Regions from separate parts of the Homo sapiens genome. Here region 2 is linked to region 1. The links are chromatin loops, found by intact Hi-C in ENCODE. Cell type or tissue: CD14-positive monocyte. All regions are shown on one strand. Each heading gives the region's core, and the rest is flanking DNA. Links, peaks and the distances in the headings are about the cores only.

Region 1 (10,297 bases), core at 1,701-9,700:
ACTTGTGGCCATCAGGAAGGTCTGGTTGGGAAGGAAGAAAGGAAAATCCATTGTGTGTAGTTTCTGAGGGACTGACAAGAGTGAGAGCTCCAGCCCAGAATGACAGACCGGCCCTTCCTGGCCAACCACCGGGATGCACACAGGGTCCCTGTGTGAGGCTTTCTCCTTCCTGAGCAGCCTCCATCTCCGGGGGTGGGCCCGGGGCCGCAAGTGGAGGGGCCCCCACGCCACGTTTTGTGGCTGAGCTGAGGCTTCTGCCCTCGCAGCTGGGCTGACCTCCTGCAGGCCGGCCTCAGTCTAAACAAGGGCCGAGTGTGTTTTTCCAGGCGAGGATTGGGCTGGGGTTTGCCCGGGAGCCTGGTTCAGACAGGAGCCCTTTGAAGGCAGGATGAATTGAGACAATGTCTCCTTCCAGCTGAGGGCAGGCAGGGGCCAGAGCAGGAGTAGCCTTCCAGAAGGCCTCTTGTCCAGGGATAAGGAGGGTGTGGGAAGGGGAGCTTAGCCTCTGGGCCACCACCGGGCCTGAATGACATCGTCATCTAACAATCCAGCAACTGCGGCAGCGACGAATTCTCGCAGCCTTTGCCAAAGCAAGCCTCGTGCAGGAGCAAGTGACAGGAGGTGGTCCCAGACGAGTATCTCTTTTATTTTTAATAATTATGCATGTATTTAATGTATACTAGAAAAATATAGTTAGCCCATCCCATTAATGTCCCAGGTTGCATTGCTTCATGCAAGGTGACATCTCAAAATTTAAAAAGGAGGTTATTGGAAACTACCTGTATGTCCATCAGAGGTAAATGGATAAATGAATTGTGGTACATCCTTACAGTGGAAAACTACACAGCAATGAAAAAGCCCATCCTGATCCACATACCAGCATGGAGCCACAGCTATTATGTGGGCTGGTGACAGGTCCTTCTCTTAAAAGAGGGAGAGGCTGAGCTTGGGCCCAGCACGGGGACCCAGCACCGATGCTGTTCTAAGGCTCCACCCCTCCTGGCCTGTCTCTATATCAAGCCAGTTTTCCCCCAAAATGTGCCTAATCACTTCTTATCTCACTGTTGCAATTCTGGTTTGGATGACCTCACTTCTCACTTGGCTCCCCTGGCCCAGCCTATGGCCTCTTCACACACTGCCCTTCCACACTGCACAGATTCATCTTCCTAAACTGCTGCTCTGATTGAGACTCCCCCGACCCCACTGCCGTGACTCAAGCACCTTCGATGGCCCCCTATTACCCAGAAAATAAATATCAAACGCCTCAGTGTGGTATTTCACAATCCCAGGACCTTCTGAGCTGGCTTCAGTCCTATATGGTATACCAGCAACAGCAGCAAATTGGCTATTTCCTGACTGTGTCCCACAAGTTCTCTCCTCTCGATCTTCTCCTTCTACCTGGGATACCTTTTCTATAACCTCAACTCTAAAAGTCTCTTTTCCTTTGAAGGTGCAGCTTTAAATGCTACTTCCTCCTTGCTAGTGAGAATGAAACACATCTCTTCCCTCGTTTTACTGCCTGTCTCTCCAAGAATGCCCTTATCATTTTTCTTGGACCATGGTGATTCGACTCCCAATCTCAGGGGATCAAGATTTTAAAATAGTCACTCAAAAAGAGCAATGCTTAACCCAGAGGAATGAGGCTCTGATGGTGACATTTTAGGCACCCATGCCTGGTAGAAGAAGGCACCATGTTGATCAGGGAGGCCTTCCCTGGAAAGCACCTACACCAAAGGCCACAGACTCCAGCAATTGGAGTCTGAGGGGAGACGCTGTGAGCTGATATCAGGGAGGTTGTCTTGGAAAAGGGATAATTGATCTGGGCCTTGAAGGTAGATGGCACTCAGGGAAGTGGCATGGTTCTGGGGAAAGAATTTAGAATTTGTGGACTCAGATAGGTCTGGGCTCAAATTCCTTTTCTGCATTTTTTTTGAGACAGGGTCTTGCTGTGTCACCCAGCCTGGAATGTAGTGGTGCAATCACAGCTCACTGCAGCCTCAAGCTCCCTAGGCTCAAGTGACTCTCCCACTTCAGCCTCCCAGGTTGCTGAAACTGCAGGCACAGGCTGCCACACTCACTTAATTTTTTTTCTTTAATTTTGTAGAGATGGGGTTTTGTCATGTTGCCCAGGCTGCTCTCAAACTCCTGGGCTCAGGCGAGCCTCTCGCCTCGGCCCTGCAAAGTGCTCGGATGAGACTTTGGCTATCATAGAAGCCCCAACTCAAACTGCCTTCAACTAAAAGGAAAAGTTATTAGTTCTTGTAATGGTAAATTCCGAGGTAGTGCTGGCCTCAGGTATGGCTGAATCCAGGGGCCCAAGCAATGGCCTCAGAATGCACAGTTGTTTGTGTCCATATTGGCTTCCTCCTCAGTCATGCCCTGCCTTCACCACGGAAATGGTATCCCAGCAGGCACAGCTAAACATGCTCAATCAGTCCAGATTCTCACTTCCCAACTGTTCCTGCAACAGTCCTGGGATACCTCTTACTGGACAGAATTGGATCATTCAATGACCCCTGAACCAATCACTGAGGCCAGAGGTTTGGAAAATTTGGATTGGCGGAGCCTTAGTCACATGCCCATCTCTGGACCAATGGGGAGAACCAGTTCAACACAAACCACATGGTCTGAGGTGAGTGAAGGGCTGTCTCCAAGTAAACTAGAGGGGCTGTGACCAGAAGGGGCAACTGATGTCCAATAAAGTTACTGAACAACTGTGGGACTTTGTACAGGTACCTTAAGCATTCTGATGCCCAGACCCCTTGTTCGTAAGACGGGAAAATGACAGACTCACCCAAGGGGAGCTGTAGCTAGTTGTGTGATGATGTTCATGAAAACAGCTGGCATACTATAGGAGCCTAATAATGGCCCACAGCTTCAGAAGCTGGGCTGGAATTAGAGCAGAGAAGCAGGAAGGATGGAAGTGGCTGTGTTTTCCAAGATGGCTACAAATTCTTCCATCCCACAAGCTCTTTTTACAATGTGAGGTGGGCACTCCTGCTATTGGGAGCTGGGAGTTATGTCCCTCCCCTTGCCCAGGGCTGAGACTACAATGGAAGGGAAACTGGGGAACTTCTGAGACTGTTATAGGAGGTGTTATGGCTTCCTCCTGGCCCTCTTGGGAAATTTTTTTTCTGGAGCACCATGTTGTAAGGAAGCCCAAGTCACACGTGGAGGCTCTGGCCCCCAGCTGAGGTTCCACCTGGCAGTCACATATCAACTATCAAATAGTGACTGCCAGACATGTGGGTTGAGATAACCTCAGCCCCAGTCCCCATGTGACTGCAACCACATGAGAGGCCCCACGCCAGAACCGCCTAGCTGAGCCCAGTCAACATCGGAACCATGACATAACAATAAAATCATTGCTATTGTTTCATGCTGCTAAGTTTTGGGGTAACTCCTTACACAGCAACAGATACCTGGAAAGGGGAACATGGAAGGATTGTATGCAGAGGCTATGATGGGAGGTTATGGTGGCCTGATTTCATCACAGGATCTGTCTCCAGATCTCACTGGTTCACAAGCCGGGTAATCCCAGTGTGTACAAAAGAGAAAAAGAAGAGGCTGTGCCTGAGCTCCCTGAGCCACACACAGCCCTGTGCCCACAGCCCTGTCCAGAAGTGGACTCATTCACACCATCAGGCCCCGGCTGTGAATTTCTCAGGACAAAGGGGTAGCCCCACAGCTGTCGGGGCAAACCTCCTTCGACGCTCTCCAACAGCTCAGGCCAGCCCATTTCTCACTGACTTGTGGATGGAACGTGTCACCTTCAGAGGAAGGGGGCAAAATAAACCTTTGAAGGTGAGCTTGCTAAATGCTTGCGTAGTGAGGCCCCTGCATCTCCTTTTGCCGAGACTGGGGGAGGCTGAATGGCACCAGGCCCTGTCTCTCAGCCCCGCTCAGCCCCATCCCTCTAGTTCAGTCCTGTGGGACCGCCCGATCCTTGTGCAGCCCAGCTACACCAGCAGGTCGCCGAATGTGGATTGTATCCGGGTGGCATCTACACAGATCAGAAGGTAGTTCAGATAATGGGATCCTTTGAAGCAGTCGATGAAACATTCCACTCCAGACCTCAAAAGCCCAGGTGGCTGCCTGCCCCAGGCATTCAGGTGTCACTGCGCGGCTCCTGCCCCACCTCCTTGAACCACCCATGGGAACAGCCTCTGCCTTTTCCTTGCTGAACTGCTATTTGCTCACTTTAAAAACAAATACTCACTTTCTCTGTAGGCAAATAAATGGACGTAAAGAGGAAAGCTCAGATCACCCCCTAATCGGAAAGCCGATATCACTTACCGGAAGAGTAGGTGATGGTGAAAGTGAACACAGAGAAACAAAAGGTGTCACCCAAGTCTGCTTTCTGTCCTGCTGCCTGAGGAAGGTTTTCAATGGAAACCGTTTCCGGCTGTTGTGAAGGAAGCTCTGCCAACCTTACTCAGCGAGGTGTCAAAGACATCTCAGCACCCGTGGAGAGTTTCTCCCTGGAGTTGGCGGAAGAATAGAAAAAAAAAAAAAAAAAAGGAGTGGTTTTCTTGCTGTTTCATATTATTTAATGCTGTGCCTACATCCATTCCAGGTCTTCCCAACCACTTGAGGGAAACCCCAAATTATGATGATAGCAAATGCTTGCACAGGGCTTGGGTACCTCCAAGAGCATTATACGCACTACCTCATTTAATCCTTATAGTAGATACTGTTATCAGTATCACATGGGGCACAGAGAAGTAGTGCATCTGAGGTCACACAGCCAGTGAGTGGTGAAGCTGGGATTTGAACCCAGTTCTCTAGCTTGAGTCTGTGCTCCTAACCATGCAGCATGCTGCCATCTGAGAAGCACAGGTTTACACCCATCAGGCTCTGGATAACTGCCCAGAGTCTCTGTCCTAGAGTGAAAAATGCCCCCTGCCCACAGTTTATGTCACTCCCCGGTACCTACGAATGTGACCTCTGGAAATAGGGTCCTTGCAGACGTGATCAACTGAAGATGAAGTCATACTGGATTGGAGTGGATCCTTATAAGAAGGAGGAAGTTTGGACAGAGACATGCAGGGAAAAGCCACGTGACCACAGAGGCAGAGATTAGAGTGTGGTAGCCACAGCTAAGGACTGCCAACGATGCTGGCAACCACCAGAAGCTGGAAGGGGCCGGGAAGTATCCTCCCCAACAGCCTTCAGAGAGAGTATGGCCCTGCTGCCACCCAAACGTTGAGGGAACACGATTCCTATTGTTTTTAGCCACAAAGTTTAGGATGCTTTGTTCCAGCAGTGGCGGAAAACTAACAGTCTTCTTGGCCTGTGTTTGGGGGCACATGTCTCCCACAGGAACAAGTGCCCCCTGGGAAGGGGTCTGGAGTTAGCTGAACTGTAGGAAGTCTGTTGTTTTTTCTTAGAAAAGCTGAATTTTCACCTTTCCCCATCTGCTCAGAGATCTGCAGAAACAGCCTTACCTTCCCATTGGCTTCTGTTGCTGTGTCACTTTGGCCAAGTGTCTTAACCTCTCTCTGATTCTCATAGTGGATTTTGCAAGCACATAGATGGTATGAGTTTGTTCTCACACTGCTATAAAGATATGCCTGAGACTGAGTAACTTATAAAGGAAAGAGGTTCAATTGACTCACAGTTCTGCATGGCTGGGGAGGACTCAGGAAACTTACAGTCATGGCAGAAGGCAAAGGGGAAGCATGAAAGGACTCAGGAAACTTACAGTCATGGCAGAAGGCAAAGGAGAAGCATGAAACCTTCCTCACGAGGCGGCAGAAGGAGAATGAATACAGCGGGAACTACCAAACACTTATAAAACCATCAGATCTCGTGAGAACTCACTCACTCTCACGAGAACAGCATGGGGAAACTGCCCCCGTGATTCAATTACCTCCACCTGGTCTCTCTCCTGACACGTGGGGATTATGGGGATTCAAGATGAGATTTTGGGTTGGGACGCAAAGCCTAACCATATCATAGACCTAGAACACCTGCCCCTGGGAGGCAGCTGTTATATCTCCGTGGATTAAGGTTTCAGGAACTTTTATGGAATTGCCAAATGTTTTCTTTATTTAAGCTGGGCTAAGGATATGGTTTCTAAAGCTTTTTTTTTTTTCTCATCGTCATCTGAAATTCTCTTATTTATTGGTTTGTTTGTTTATAGTCTGTCTAGACCCATGTTGGCTGATGGAACTTTCTGTGATGATGGAAATATGGCTATCAAGCACTTAAAATGTGGCTGGTACCACTAAGGAACTGAATTTGTAATTTTATTTAATCTAAATGTAAACAGACACATGGATTAGTTTCCTGTAGCTGTGTAACAAATAATTAAAAAGGTAGTGGCTTAACACATTTTATTCTCTTATAGTTCTGGAGGTCACAGGTCTGCAATGGGTCACACCTAAAAGCAAGGTGTTGGCGAGGCTGCATTTATTCCTGGAGGCTCTAGGAGAGCCTCTGTTTCCTTGCCTTTTCCAGCTTCTAGAAATCTCCTGCATTCCTTGGCTTGTGGCCTCACATCACTCTGACATCTGCTTCCACAGTCACAGCTCCTCTGACTCTGACCCTCCTGCCTCCCTCTTATAAAGATCCTTGTGATGACCTTGGGCCCACCTGGATCATCCAGGAACATCTCCCATCTCAAGATTCTTAATTAAATCACATCTGTAAAGCCCCCTTTGCTGTATCAGGACACATATTCACAGGTCCCAGGGCTTAGGACCTGGACATCCTGTGGGCCATGGTTCCATCTCCCACTGCATGGGGCTAGGGGCTACTGTATCCAACAGACAGATCCGGACTGGACTGTCATTTCCTAGGGAAACTGCTTCTGTCTTAATCGCCATTGTGCCCTGCGTCAGGCACACAGTAGGTGCTCAATTAATGTGTTCAATTAATGAAATTCGAACATTGCTTCTACAACATGTTTGCTGAACAACATGTTGGATTTAAATTCTGAGTCTGAGCTAAACTTTGCAAAATGGAGACAGTTGTCATGCTGCCTTTAGCCTGGGCCTTGGGCACTGGTTCTGTTCCCTGTTCTGCTGTGTGATTTTAAGCAAGCCTCTGCACCTCTCCGGGCGTCAGCTTCCCCATCTGTACAAAGAGCCGGGAGGGAGGAAGCCAGACGCTGTGAACCACCTGCAAACAGCCTCGGGGGGCAGAGAAAACTGGGACGCAGAAGCCATGGGGCAGGCCCATGGGCGAGGCCTTGAGGGAGGCGAGCAGTCCACCCCAAAACTAAAAGCGTATTTCAGAAAAATGGTGTGGGAGACCAGGAGGGAGACTTTCTGAGCCACCTGGGGAAAAGAACTTGGGGGCCCGGACTGGGGTTAGAATCAGTGACTCCAATGCTCTGCTATCTGCCCGGATAGTTCTCCCAAGCCATCTCCATCTCTGACCCTACGCGTCCTTCAAGACCCAGTTCAAATGGCCCTTTCTTAAGGCAACCTTCCTTGACTCCCCCAACCCACCTCTGACCCACAGGAAGAGCTCAGGGTCTTCAGGCCTCCGCAGAAGCTGTGCCGCCCCCATCGCAGTCGAGAGATGTTAAGTGGCTTGCCCCAAGTCACACATGCCAGTGAGTGGCAGATCTGGGATGTGAACCCAGGTCATCTGGCTCCAACGTCTGTGCTCTTACTGGGCTATGTACGCACATTCACCACGCACACAACACACACATGAAACACAGGCACATCCCTAATCACACACGACACACACACAAAACACATGCACATCCCTAATCACACACGTACCTGGACACACACACACATTCATCCTAATACACACATGTACCTGCACAAACACTCATCCTAATACACACATGTACCTGGACACACACACACATTCATCCTAATACACACATGTACCTGCACAAACACTCATCCTAATACACACGTACCTGCATACACACACACACACTCATCCTAATACATGTACCTGCACACACACATCCTAATACACACATGTACCCGCACACACACACACACTCATCCTAATACATGTACCTGCACACACACATCCTAATACACACATGTACCTGCACACACACACACTCATCCTAATACACACAAGTACCTGCACACACACATTCATCCTAATACACACATGTACCTGCACACACACACATCCTAATACACACACGTACCTGCACACACACACACTCATCCTAATACATGTACCTGCACACACACATCCTAATACACACATGTACCCGCACACACACACACTCATCCTAATACATGTACCTGCACACACACATCCTAATACACACATGTACCTGCATACACACACACACTCATCCTAATACACACAAGTACCTGCACACACACACTCATCCTAATGCACACATGTACCTGCACACACACACTCATCCTAATATACACATGTAACTGCACACACACAGTAATCCTAATGCACACATGTACCTGCACATTCATCCTAATACATGCATATACCTGCGCACACGCACACACACACTCATCCTATTACACACATGTACCTGCACACACATCCTAATACACACATGTACCTGCAAACACACAGCCATTCATCCTAATACACACATGTACCTCCACACACACACTCATACTAATTCACACATGTACCTGCAAACACACATCCTAATACACACGTACCTGGAAACACACACACATTCATCCTAATACACACATGTACCTGCACACACGCACATCCTAATACACACATGTACCTGCAAACACACACACATTCATCCTAATACACACACGTACCTGCACACACACACATCCTAATACACACATGTACCTGCAAACACACACCCATTCATCCTAATACACACATGTACCTCCACACACACACTCATACTAATTCACACATGTACCTGCACACACACACATTCATCCTAATACATGCACGTAACTGCCCACACTCATCCTGATACACACGTGTACCTGCACACACACACATTCATCCTAATACACACATGTACCTGCACACACACATTCATCCTAATACACACATATATCTACACACATACACTCATCCTAATACACGCACGTAACTGCACACACACATTCATCCTGATACACACATGTACCTGCACATGCACATGAGGTACACATCTTTAAGACATGAATATACATGCACATATACACATAGCCACACAGACGCAACACACATGCATATCCAACTACACACACCCATATGTAGATGCACACACAGACACCTCTGCATTAACACAGACTCTGTCTCACACCCATTACAGCCACACCCCACACACCCATGTGTATACACACATGGGCATACACTTGTGCATGCATATTCCTTCACACATTCATGTACACATGCATATATACATTCACCCCACACACATATACATCTATGCATGGCATATGACACATGACATATTCACACATCCTACACTTGCCCACACATCCATATACACACACATATGCACACATGCACATAAGTACACACATATATACACATGACATACACACGAAACATACTCTTTTTTTGAGACAAGGTCTCACTTTGTTGCCCAGGCTGGAGTGCAGTGGCACAATCACAGCTCACCACAGCCTCGACCTCCTGGGCTCAAGCAATCCTCCCACCTCAGCCTCCTGAGTAGAGAGGACTACAGGTACACACCACCATGCCTGGCTAATTTAATGTTTGTAGAGTCTGGGTCTCGCTCTGTTGCCCAAGTTGGTCTCAAACTCCTGGCCTCAAGCAATTCTCCTGCCTTGGCCTCCCAAAGCACTGGAATTACAGGTGTGAGACACTATGCCTGGCCCCATACTCATATTATTTTGTATGTGTGACCAGGTGACACATATGTATGCATATATGTGCACACACACACACATCTAGACCAGATGCTGGCCTCCTAGCATAAGCTTGTTCACCTGCACACACAAATATTATCTACTGGCCCAGCACACACCCACCCACAGGTGTGCACACACAGATGTGTGCGAAGACCACGCATGCACACACCTTGTGTAGGGGCTATACCTAAACATAAAATCTGCGGAAACACCACTGGAACAGCATGCATAGGCACATAAAACGTGTGTGTCCAAATATTCACTTGTACTATGTACTCAGTCACAAAGAGAAAACCATGTAACTCCAATATGTGAACCAGGAAATCTCCTAATTCTGTTTTCCTGTATGCATGCCCAGATATGCATGTGCACACACAAGACATGCCCAGATCCTTCTGCTCCCACTGTCTGTCCCCTATGCCCTCCCTCCCCACCCTCTCCTCTACGCACTCAGTGTGTTGATGAGGCCTAGGGGCAGACAGCAATGCCCTCTGGTCCTGAAT
Region 2 (10,297 bases), core at 1,331-9,330, 86 kb before region 1:
GCAGGGGGCGTGGCAAGTGCAAAGGCCCTCAGGTAGGATGCACGAGCTCGGCAAACACGCATGTCCTCGCAAGCCACAACACGGAGCCCACCCTTCCCCTACAAGCAATGGGAGACCCTGATGGGTTTCAGCAGGACTGTGGTCAGGTCTGGGCGTGTTTAGAATGGGGATCCCTGAGAGGCAGGGAGGCCGGGTGGGAGGTCTCATGGCAATGAGAAATAACGAGTGCCAAGACAGGGGCAGTGCAGGGGGTGGAGGAAATGGGCGCTGTGGAGGGTCAGCAGGTGAGATGTAGGGAATCCAGTGCCCCAGGCCTCAGGAGGAGAGGCCTGCAGGGGCGGGGCCGAGACAAGCCTGGGCAGGGAGAAGGGAAGGGAGCCCGTCTGTGCCTGTAGCCTGGGCAGGGAGAAGGGAAGGGAGCCCGTCTGTGCCTGGAAACCAATTTGCTCTGGCAGCGCTGTGGAAGAAAAATTCCACGCATGTCCCCGCGAGCCCTTCGAAGCTCTTCGTGGAAAGGCACACACTGCAGTCTTGGAGTGCATCCTGCTCTTAGGGCCTCTGGGGGCCAAGTCAAGCCGATGAAGGGTGTGCGATGTGGGTGGATCAGGCCTGGGAGGCTCCAGCGCGGCCTCTCCAAAGCCACCCATCCCATGATCTTTCCTACCTTCCCCATACCTCAGTTTCCTTTCTGTTATATGGGTGTCCTGTGAGCCCCTTCCTCACGGGGTGGCCGTTAGAATTAAATGGGATCCTGGGTGTAAAGCCTTAGCACAGTGCCAGGCCATATAGATGTCAGCCACAAGGGGAGGTGTGGGCGTGGGCCAGGAGAAACCCGGGAAGACTTCCTGGCAAAGGCAGAACTGGTGCTGAGACTGGCTAATCACTGCAAAGGCTGCCTGGGCTATTCCAACCTGCCCAGTTCATGCTCAGACTTCTGGAATCTGCAAGAACCTTTGGAAGGAGACACGATTATCAGCCCCATGGTATTACTCTCCTGTCGCTGCTGTAATGAATTAAGCCAAACGTGGTGGCTGAAAACAGTACAGATTCATTACCTTACAGTTCTGGAAGTCAGCAGTCTGAAGTGGCTCCTGGAGAGATGGAATCAAGGTGCCAGCAGGGCTGTGTTCCTCTTGGAGGATCTGAGGGAGAATCTATTTCCTCACCTTTTCCAGCTGCCAGAGGCTGGTGGCCTCGCCTCACTCCAATCTCTTCTTCCATCGCTGCATCTCCTCCCCAACTCTGACCTCCTGACTCCCTCTCACAAGGAAGCTTGTGATTACACTGGGCCCACCCGGATAATCCAGGATCATCTCCCATCTCAAAATCCTTTACTTAATCACCTCTGCAAAGCCCCTTTGCCATGTAAGGTAGCAGATTCACAGATTCTAGAAATTAGGATGGGGACATCTCTGGAGCTATTATTCCACCCAGCAGATCCGTCTCATGCATAAGAAAAACAAAGGTGAGAAGCCAGAGGGAAAGCTTGAGATCACCTGACTCAAGAGGGGAGCGTTGGCTTCGAACCCAGTCTGTCCAACTTCAAAGCCTGCAGTTGCCGTCATTTCAGGATTCCCGCTTTTCCCATGCGTATTGTCTGAACCTGCATTTGGGGGCTCCAGCCACTGCCTCATCAGTTCATCTTAATTGAGCACCTATTATGTACCAGGTAATGTTCCAGGCACCAGGGATACAGTGGTCACCAAGCCAGGAGAACTTCCCTGTCTGCACAACGCTCATAGTCACTCAATCACATCCATTATGAGGCAAGTCACAGAAACCTCAGCTCAAATCAACGTAAGCAATGAGGTCATTTATCATTTCACATAGCAAGAAATTAGGAGGAAGGGTGGTTCTGGGTTTGGTTAGATTGAGTGCCATTGTCAGGGATCTCCCGGTTCTTTCCATCTTTCTGGTTTCCTCCCCTCAGATTGGTTCTCATCCCAAATTTCCTCATGACCACAAAATAGCTGCCACTGCTCCAGCTAATATATCCAGGCACAACATTCAGTGCAGGAAGAACAAGAGCCCTTTCCCCAAAGCCCACTGCAGCCCTTTACTCATATCTCATTGGCCAGGATTGGGTCCCATGCCCACAGCTTGATTAGTCTCTGGCAAAGGAAACAGAATCACTGGCCTGGGACCAATCTGGATAGTCCCCTAGAGCTAAAGATGTGTCCCGATTTCCTGAGTCCCCTGGAGAGGCACAGGTCTCTCACTGAAATCAGGGTTCCCACAGCAAGAAAGAAGGGAATAATCACTTGGGCAGTAAATGGCCTGGGTTCAAATCCTAGCTCTGCCATATTCCCTATGAGTAGCTCTCTGGGCTTCAGTTTCCTTATCTGTAAAATGGGTATAGTAGCAGGACCTGGTTCATGGGGTTGTGGTGAGAATAAAATGAGTCAATGTGTGCAAAGCCCAGTGTGTGCAAAGCCGAGCTGTCAACAAAGCTCAGCTGTCATTATCTTTCCTAGGATCTTTCTCCGAGGGCAGGGCCCACAGTATGAATTCTCCTTCCATTGCCTGGACTGTAGAAGACTTTCGGTAGTTTCCCTCCACACCAAAAGGAAAATCTGCTCACAATGACCTCATTCCAAGAACTCCGTCCTAAAGGCTGGTTGGGGGAAGACTCAAGTGAGCCCTCTGCTCAGTGTCAATGGGGAGTTCCCATAGGTGGCCCAGGAAGGATGTGCCAAGAACAACAATAGTTTGGAAGTGCTCACTATGAGTTGGTGCTGGGCTAAGTGCTTGACACAAGGAAGCTCTCTCAGCCCTGTCCTGTCAGCCGCCATCAACAGTGAGGAAACAGAGACTCAGGAAAATAGAGCAGCGTGGCCTGAGTTACCCAGAGCAGGAGTGGAGGAAGCAAATAGGATCTGAACCCAGGTCTGGTGGGCCCCAAGGTTCAGCTCATGGATGGGTTCATGCGCCCCACATGAGGATTTAAACATCAGGCTATAGTAGGTGAACATATATGGCCTCTCCCACATACTGATGGCCAAGAAGCACACAAAAAGATGTCCAGCTGCATTAGTTATTAGAGAAATGCGAATCAAAACCCCGATGAGATAGCACCTCATGCCCACTAGGAAGGCTTTAATTCTTTTTATTTATTTATTTATTTGAGAAGGAGTCTCGATCTGTCGCCAGGTTGGAGTGCAATGGTGTGATCTCGGCTCACTGCAACCTCTGCCTCCCAGGTTCAAGAGAGTCTTCTGCCTCAGCCTCCCGAGTAGCTGGGACTACAGGCATGCGCCACCATGCCCAGCTAATTTTTGTATTTTCAGTAGAGACGGGGTTTCACCATGTTGGCCAGGATGGTCTCAATCTCTTGACCTTGTGATCTGCCCACCCTTAGCTTCCCAAAGTGCTGGGGTTACAGGCGTGAGCCACCGCACCCAGCTTAATTCTTTTTAAAAAGGGAAAATAACAAGTGTTGGTGAAGATGTGGAGAAACTGGAACCTTTGTGCATTTCTGGTGGGATTGTAAAATGGTACAGCCACTGTGGGAATAAGTGTGGCTGCTCTTTGAAAATTGAAACATAGAATCATCATATCCAGGAACTCCACTCCTCCGGGGTATATATCCAAGAGAACTGATAGCAGGGCCTCAAACAATTACTCATACCTCAAGGATCATGGCAGCATTATTCACCATGGCGGACGGGAAATGTCCATGGAAGAATGAATGGATACACAAATTGGAGTCCAGCCAAACACAAAGGCCACACCCCGCATGATTCCATGTACATGAAATGTGCAGAATAGGTGAACCCATAGAGACAGAAAGGAGATTCACGGCTACCAGCGGCTGGGGATGAGGGAGTGACTGTTCATGGGCATGAGGGGATTTTGGGGAAGTGACAGTGTTCTGGAACTAGATAGCGGTGGTGTTTGCGTGGCATCGTGAAGGTACCTAACGTCAGCGAACAGAATACTTTAAAATGGTAAAATGGCTGATTTTATATTATGTATATTTACCACAATTTAAAAGGAAGGAAGGAAGGAAGGAAGGCAGGCAGGCAGGAGAAGGAGGTAGGAGGGAGGGAAAGAGGGAGGGAGGAAGGAGGGAGGGAAGAAGGAAGGAAGGAAGGAGAAGGGAAGGGAAGGAAGGAAGGAGAAGGGAAAGGAAGGGAAAGTAGAAGGAGGTAGGAGGGAGGGAGGGAGGAAGGAAGGAGGCTTCTTTTGCAGAAATCAGGATCTGGCCACGCTGGGTCTTTCGCTGATCACAGCGGCCCCTGTCCAGCATTCCTGGCCCCAGTAAGCTTCTGGCGTTTCCAAAGGTGGCAGGAGACTGGGCAGCCGACATAGCAGGAGGGAACATCGCGCTCTGCCCTCCCCATCCCAAGCCCTCTGGCCTGGCCCTGCCCACAGGGTAAAGAGGGAAGTTCCAGGCTGGTGCTGCTGCTGCTGTGGCTGCCATCCCTTGTCCCTAAGTCTGGGCCCCAGGCCCTGGGTACAGCTCCCTTCCTCACCCTGCCAGGGCCCATGACCTCCTTCCGTCCTTTCAGGATTTTGCAGGAAGTGGAAGAGGCGTGTAGAAGGTGCCAGAGGACAGACAGGAAGCCAAGTGAGTCTCCCTCAGGGACAGGGGAGAGAGACTGCCCCGAAGGCTAAATGGGGAGGGGTGACCGAGGCCTGATGTGGATCCTGCCCTGGGGAGCTGCTGTGGGGGCCTGGGGATCCTGCTGCGCCCAGCTTGGATGAATGCACAGCTGGAGCTGGAGGCATGAACTCAGATTTCCCTCCCATCTCCCTGGGCTCCCTCTCAGCCTCTCTGCCTGCTTCTTGGGCATCTTCCCACCCTCGAAAGGTGGCACCCCCAGGGCTCAGGTGCTCTTCCAGACTCCTGTCTGTGCACAGGCGTCCGTCCATGTCTGCATCCATCCTGGAGCTTAAGTCAAGGGGATGGATGACTTTAGAACCCCAGTTGCAGCCCGGGCTCCTCTCGGGAACTCCAGACTCCAGATCCAACCACGGACAGGCCCACTTGCCTTGTCTGGTCAACAGGTGATGTGAACTCACCATGACCCAAACCACCTCTGCCCCCTCACGGCCTTCCCTGTCTCAGGGGAGGGCAGCTCCATCCTTCCTGACAATCAGGCCCAGAACCTGGAGCCAGGGTGGGGGTGGGGGTCTGGGGAGGGGGCTTCGGTCACTCCAGGGAGGACATGGGCCAGTGGTGGGCCCTGAGAGGGGCTAGAGAAGGCCAGGCCATTGGCGCATCAGGGGACGCAGGGACAGGGCAGGAGAGTCCTCGCCAGGCTCCAGGCCGCGCCATGAGGCCTCTGTAAGCCATCTTCTCACTTTCTTGGATACACATGAGTTTTTAATTTTGATGCGGTCCAATTTCCCTATTTCTTCTGTATGGTGGATGTTGTTGATTCTGTTTCGGAAATGAGGGAACTCAGGGTCAGAAAGACAAAGGGACTTGCCGGGCGCGGTGGCTCATGCCTGTAATCCCAGCACTTTGGGAGGCCGAAGGGGGCGGATCACGAGGTCAGGAGATCGAGACCATCCTGGCTAACACGGTGAAACCCCGTTTCTACTAAAAATACAAAAAATTAGCCAGGCGTGGTGGCGGGCGCCTGTAGTCCCAGCTACTCGGGAGGCTGAGGCAGGAGAATGGCGTGAACCCGGGAGGCGGAGCTTGCAGTGAGCAGAGATCGCGCCACTGCACTCCAGGCTGGGCGACAGAGCGAGACTTCGTCTCAAAAAAAAAAAAAAAAAAAAAGAAAAAGAAAGGCAAAGGGACTTTTTCTGGGATCACGAAGCTCAAAAGTAATCCAGTTGGGATTAGAACCCACATTTGTCCGTAAAACCCGAGACACCAGGAGCATCAGTGAAGGTGCTTTGGGCTGTAGGTGACAGGAAAACCCAGCCCACATGGCTTTAGCAATGAGACCTAGCGGCTCCCCATCAGGAATATCAGGGGCAGGGGGCTCCAGGCTGGCGGACCCAGCAGCTCAGTGACACCATCAAGGACCCAGGTTCTTTCCTCCTCTTTGATCTGCCATCTTCAGTGCTGACCCCACCTGTAGGCCGGGGAGCAAGAGGGAGGAGCATTTTCCGGAGTCACCTTCAGATAGTGCATCCATGAAATAACAGAGACCCTCCCGGACCATGGGTGTCCCCACGAGAAAAATTTATTCAGATGTCCCGCCCAGAAGATTTTCCCCACATCTTATTGGCCTGAATCGAGTCACATGCCCACGCCTGAACCAATCCCAGCACAGGGAGAATGGCTCACTCTCAGACCAATCAGGGTCCTCCCTGGAGTCCGTGGTAGCTCAGGGAGGCTCCCAGCAGGGTGAGAGAGGCCGAAACCCAACAAAATCAGGGTCTCTCCTGATTATCCCCTCCCCCAGTCTTTCCAGAAGTGCAACCTGAGGTGATTGTCAGTGACGAACTTTTTCATAGGTTTTGGATGAATCCTTTTAATAGTCATTAGTTTTTATCATAGTTATTCTGTTGGTGCAAAAGTAATGGCAGCTTTTGCAATTCCTTTTTTTTTTTTTTTTTTTTTTGAGACCGAATCTCACTCTGTTACCCAAGCTGGAGTGCAATGGCGAGATCTTGGCTCACTGCAACCTCCAACTCCTGGGTTCAAGTGATTCTCCCGCCTCAGCCTCCCACCTTAGCCTCCCGAGTAACTGGAATTACAGGTGCCTGCCACCACGCCTGGCTAAGTTTTGTATTTTTGTAGAGACGGGGTTTCACTATGTTGGCCAGGCTGGTCTTGAACCCCTGACTTCAGGTAATCTGCCTGCCTCAACCTCCCAAAATGCTGGGATTACAGGCGTGAGCCACCGTGCCCGGCCGCAATTACTTTTAATGGCAAAAACCGCAATTACTTTTGCACCAATCTTAATATTATAATCTTTTATTTGTGGCAAGTGATACTGATTTTCCTTTTTCTCTCTCTCTTTCTTCCTTCCTTCCTTTCCTTTCTTTCTTTCTTTCTCTCTCTCTCTCTCCCTCCCTCCCTCCCTCCCTCCCTCCCTCTCTCTCTCTCTCTCTCTTTCTTTCTTTCTTTCTTTCTTTCTTTCCAGGGTTTCATTCTGTCACCCAGGCTGGAGTGCTGTGGCGCCACCATAGCTCCCTGCAACCTCAATCTGCTGGTCCCGTCATCCTCCTGCCTCAGCCTCCTGAGTAGCTGTGACTACAGACGCATGCCTGCAGGCCCGGCTGATTAAAAAAAATTTTTTTGTAGAGATAGTGTTGCCCAGGCTATTCTTGAACTCCTGGGCTCAAGTGATCCTCCTGCCTCGGCCTCCCCAAGTGTTAAGATTATAGGCATGAGCCACTGTGCTCAGCCTAATTTATCTTTAATGATAGCTATATAATTTCCTTTTAAAAATAAGTTTAGGGCAAACAAAGATAAATCCTCACTCACTCACTTGGGAGTGTGAAATGGTCGAACCACTTCGGAAAACTGTATCTACTATATCTGAACATATGCCCACTTGATGACCCGCCAATTTCAATCCCATAATGCTAGCACTTTGGAAGGCCGAGGTGGGCACATTGCTTGAGTCCAAGAGCTCGAAAACAGTCTAAACAACATGGCAGAACCCCGTCCCTACAAAAAATACAAAAAATTAGCTGGGCACCTGTAGTCCTAGCTACTCAGGAGGCTGAGGTGAGAGGATCAGTTGAGCCAGGAGGTTGAGGCCGCAGTGAGCCATGATCGTGCCACTTGCAATCCAGCCTGGATGACAGAGCAAGACTTTGTCTAAAAACAAACAAACAACAACAACAACAACAAAAACCATGGGCAACGGGGTGGGCACAGGGTTACTCAGAACACTCCAGAATACAGACTCCCCAGATGCCCATCAACATAGATGGAGAGGCTGGATTCGGTGGCTCACGCCTGTAATCCCAGCGCTTTGGGAGGCTGAGGTGGGCGTATCACTTGAGCTCAGGAGTTGGAGACCAGCCTGGCCAACATGGAGAAACCCTGTCTCTACTAAAAATACAAAAATTAGCCGGGCGTGGTGGCGCGCACGTGTAATCTCAGCTACACAGTGGGGAGGCTGAGGCAGGAGAATCACTTGAACCCTGGAGGCGGAGGTTGAGATAGCACCACTGCACTCCAGCCTGGGTGACGGAGCGAGACTCCATCTCAAAAATAAATAAATAAATAAATAAAAATAAATAAAATAGATGGATAAATAAATTGTGGTTCTTTACACCGTGGAATCCCATTCAGCAATGAAAAAGAACAAACAACCTCTGCTATAACAACATGGATGAAGCAGCCACAAGAGTCTAAACTGTAAGAACCCATGGATCTAAATCCCAAAGCAGGCAAAACTGATCTGCAGTTAGAAGTCTTGCTGGGCAGGTTAGCTGGGCACGGTGGCTCACACCTGTAATCCCAGCACTTTTTGAGGCCGAAGCCAGCAGATCACCTGAGGTCAGGAGTTTGAGACCAGCCTGGCCAACATGGCGAAACCTCGTCTCTACTAAAAACATAAAAATTAGCCAGGTGTGGTAGTGGGCACCTGTAGTCCCAGCTACTCAGAAGGCTGAGGCAGGGAGAATTGCTTGAACCTGGGAGGCGGCGGAGGTTGCAGTAAGCGGGGATCCCACCACTGCACTCCACCCTGGGTGACAGAGCAAGATCCAGTCTCAAAAAAAAAACAAATGAAGTCAGGCTAGTACTGACCCTTCAGGGTTAGTGACTAAAAAGGGGTCTGGGTTAGGGGATCTTAAGGGGACATCTGGGAATGTTGTGTTTCTTGAATTGAGTCCTGGTCACACAGGTGTGATCGTTTCATGAAAATCCTTTAAGCCATACACTTCAGCCATACTTTTCTGTATGCATACCATACTTTAATAAAAACTGTTTTAAAGTGAAGTGATTTTAAGAAAAATGCTAGCCAAGCAACAGACCCGGCAGTGCACAGGTGTGTGGACATGCGAAGGGGCTTCAGGAATGACTGGAATCGGGACGCTGCCTATCCCGTCATTCTTGTCATGCCTATTTTTGGTGGTTGGAATCGCATGAGCAGCAAACACCTGTTGTTGATTTTGCAGGAGAGGCATGGAGAGCAGGTGCAGCAGAGAGAGCACTGTTTGCTTAGAGATGATTTCATAGAGCGCTGGATGGAAAGAAATCTGTCCTCAGTTGCTGGGGTGGCCTCTTGACACCCCCGCTCTTCGCAACAGCCTGGAGAAGACCCCACCCCGTCTCAGCAAATATGAGGCGTGTCTATCCTGCCACTCTCCACCCCAGGAGCAGGCATTGGTAATCCATCCCATCACTCTTGTCCACTGATTCCAGATAAAGCCTTTAATTCTTTGCAACAGAGTGTCGAAGGCAATAGATGCCAAAGGTTGAAGCTATTACGGTTTTGTTTTGTTTTTTTCTGAGACAGGGTCTCACTCTGTTGTCCAGGCTGGAGTACAGTGGCACCATCTCAGCTCACTGCAACCTCTGCCTCCTGGGCTCAAGCAATTCTCCTGCCTCAGCCTCCCAAGTAACTGAGACTACGGGCATGTGCCACCACCGCTGGCTAATTTTTATGTTTTTAGTAGAGACAGGGTTTTGCTATGTTGCCCAGGCTGGTTTTGAACTCTTGGACTCAAGCAATCCTCCCTCCTCAGCCTCCCCAGGTGCTGGGATTACAGGTGTGAGCCGCCACACCCAGAAGCAGCTAGTAATTGATGACACTTGCTTTACATTCCAGACCTAGATGTCTTCCCCTGCCTTCATTGGGAGGGTGCTGAGCCACGGGTTCCACCTCTGCCAAAGGCACACCTAGGAGACTCCTCATGTCCAGCTGAGAAGAGGGGGACACCTCCTGTCTGAGACTGCAGCTCACACTGCTGCATGCTTCCTGGACACCATCTCTCTGACCTTGGTCGCATCTGCCTAGCCTGCAGCTACGTTCTCTGACCTCCAGCTCTTCCTCTTTCTCCCCTCGGTAATACCAAAGTCTCAAGAACACAGCCCTCACTTCTAGACAGAAAGGCCTCACCAGGACCCACCTGTGTGGCCCAGGTGTGACCTCATGTACAAACACATCTCCCAAAATCACCATCTCGTCATCATGGATCCTAGTACTATCCATGAGTTAACTCTCATTTCTGTGTTAATCGGGGGTGCAGCACATTTTGGTGCAGATTCATTGTGGCTTTGGGGTGCCATTTGGGACTCTCCCCCATGCACAATGTGTGCCTATCTCATCAAATTAAATTAGGCTTGTTTTGGCCTGGCCAGTGTCCATTCCTTCTTTTCCGGATAATAGCATCTCAGTTTTCCATGGGGAACATTTCCTCTCCCACA

What was found. A loop is a pair of places that touch in the nucleus more often than their neighbours do. Peaks named below come from ENCODE experiments on the same cell type or tissue, not always from the same donor. Only the 100,000 strongest peaks of a DNase experiment are listed, where the experiment ranks them.
Region 2: a loop joins it to region 1, with 2.2 times the contacts of the local background. A loop is called at or near these places in 12 of 110 quality-filtered maps.

What each region holds. Positions count from the first base shown.
Region 1 is chr12:124,663,754-124,674,050 of GRCh38, forward strand. No RefSeq gene overlaps it. Among named protein-coding and RNA genes, the nearest start is that of NCOR2, 100 kb to the left of the region's middle. RefSeq lists enhancers at 2,915-3,084, 9,987-10,297. In CD14-positive monocyte, for the core only: no CTCF peak of the experiment used is centred there; DNase peaks (open chromatin) are centred at 5,038 and 5,688; H3K4me3 peaks cover 584 bases; H3K27ac peaks cover 2,169 bases.
Region 2 is chr12:124,577,830-124,588,126 of GRCh38, forward strand. No RefSeq gene overlaps it. Among named protein-coding and RNA genes, the nearest start is that of NCOR2, 15 kb to the left of the region's middle. RefSeq lists an enhancer at 6,074-6,368 and a silencer at 6,095-6,264. In CD14-positive monocyte, for the core only: no CTCF peak of the experiment used is centred there; DNase peaks (open chromatin) are centred at 3,852 and 4,392; H3K4me3 peaks cover 833 bases; H3K27ac peaks cover 972 bases.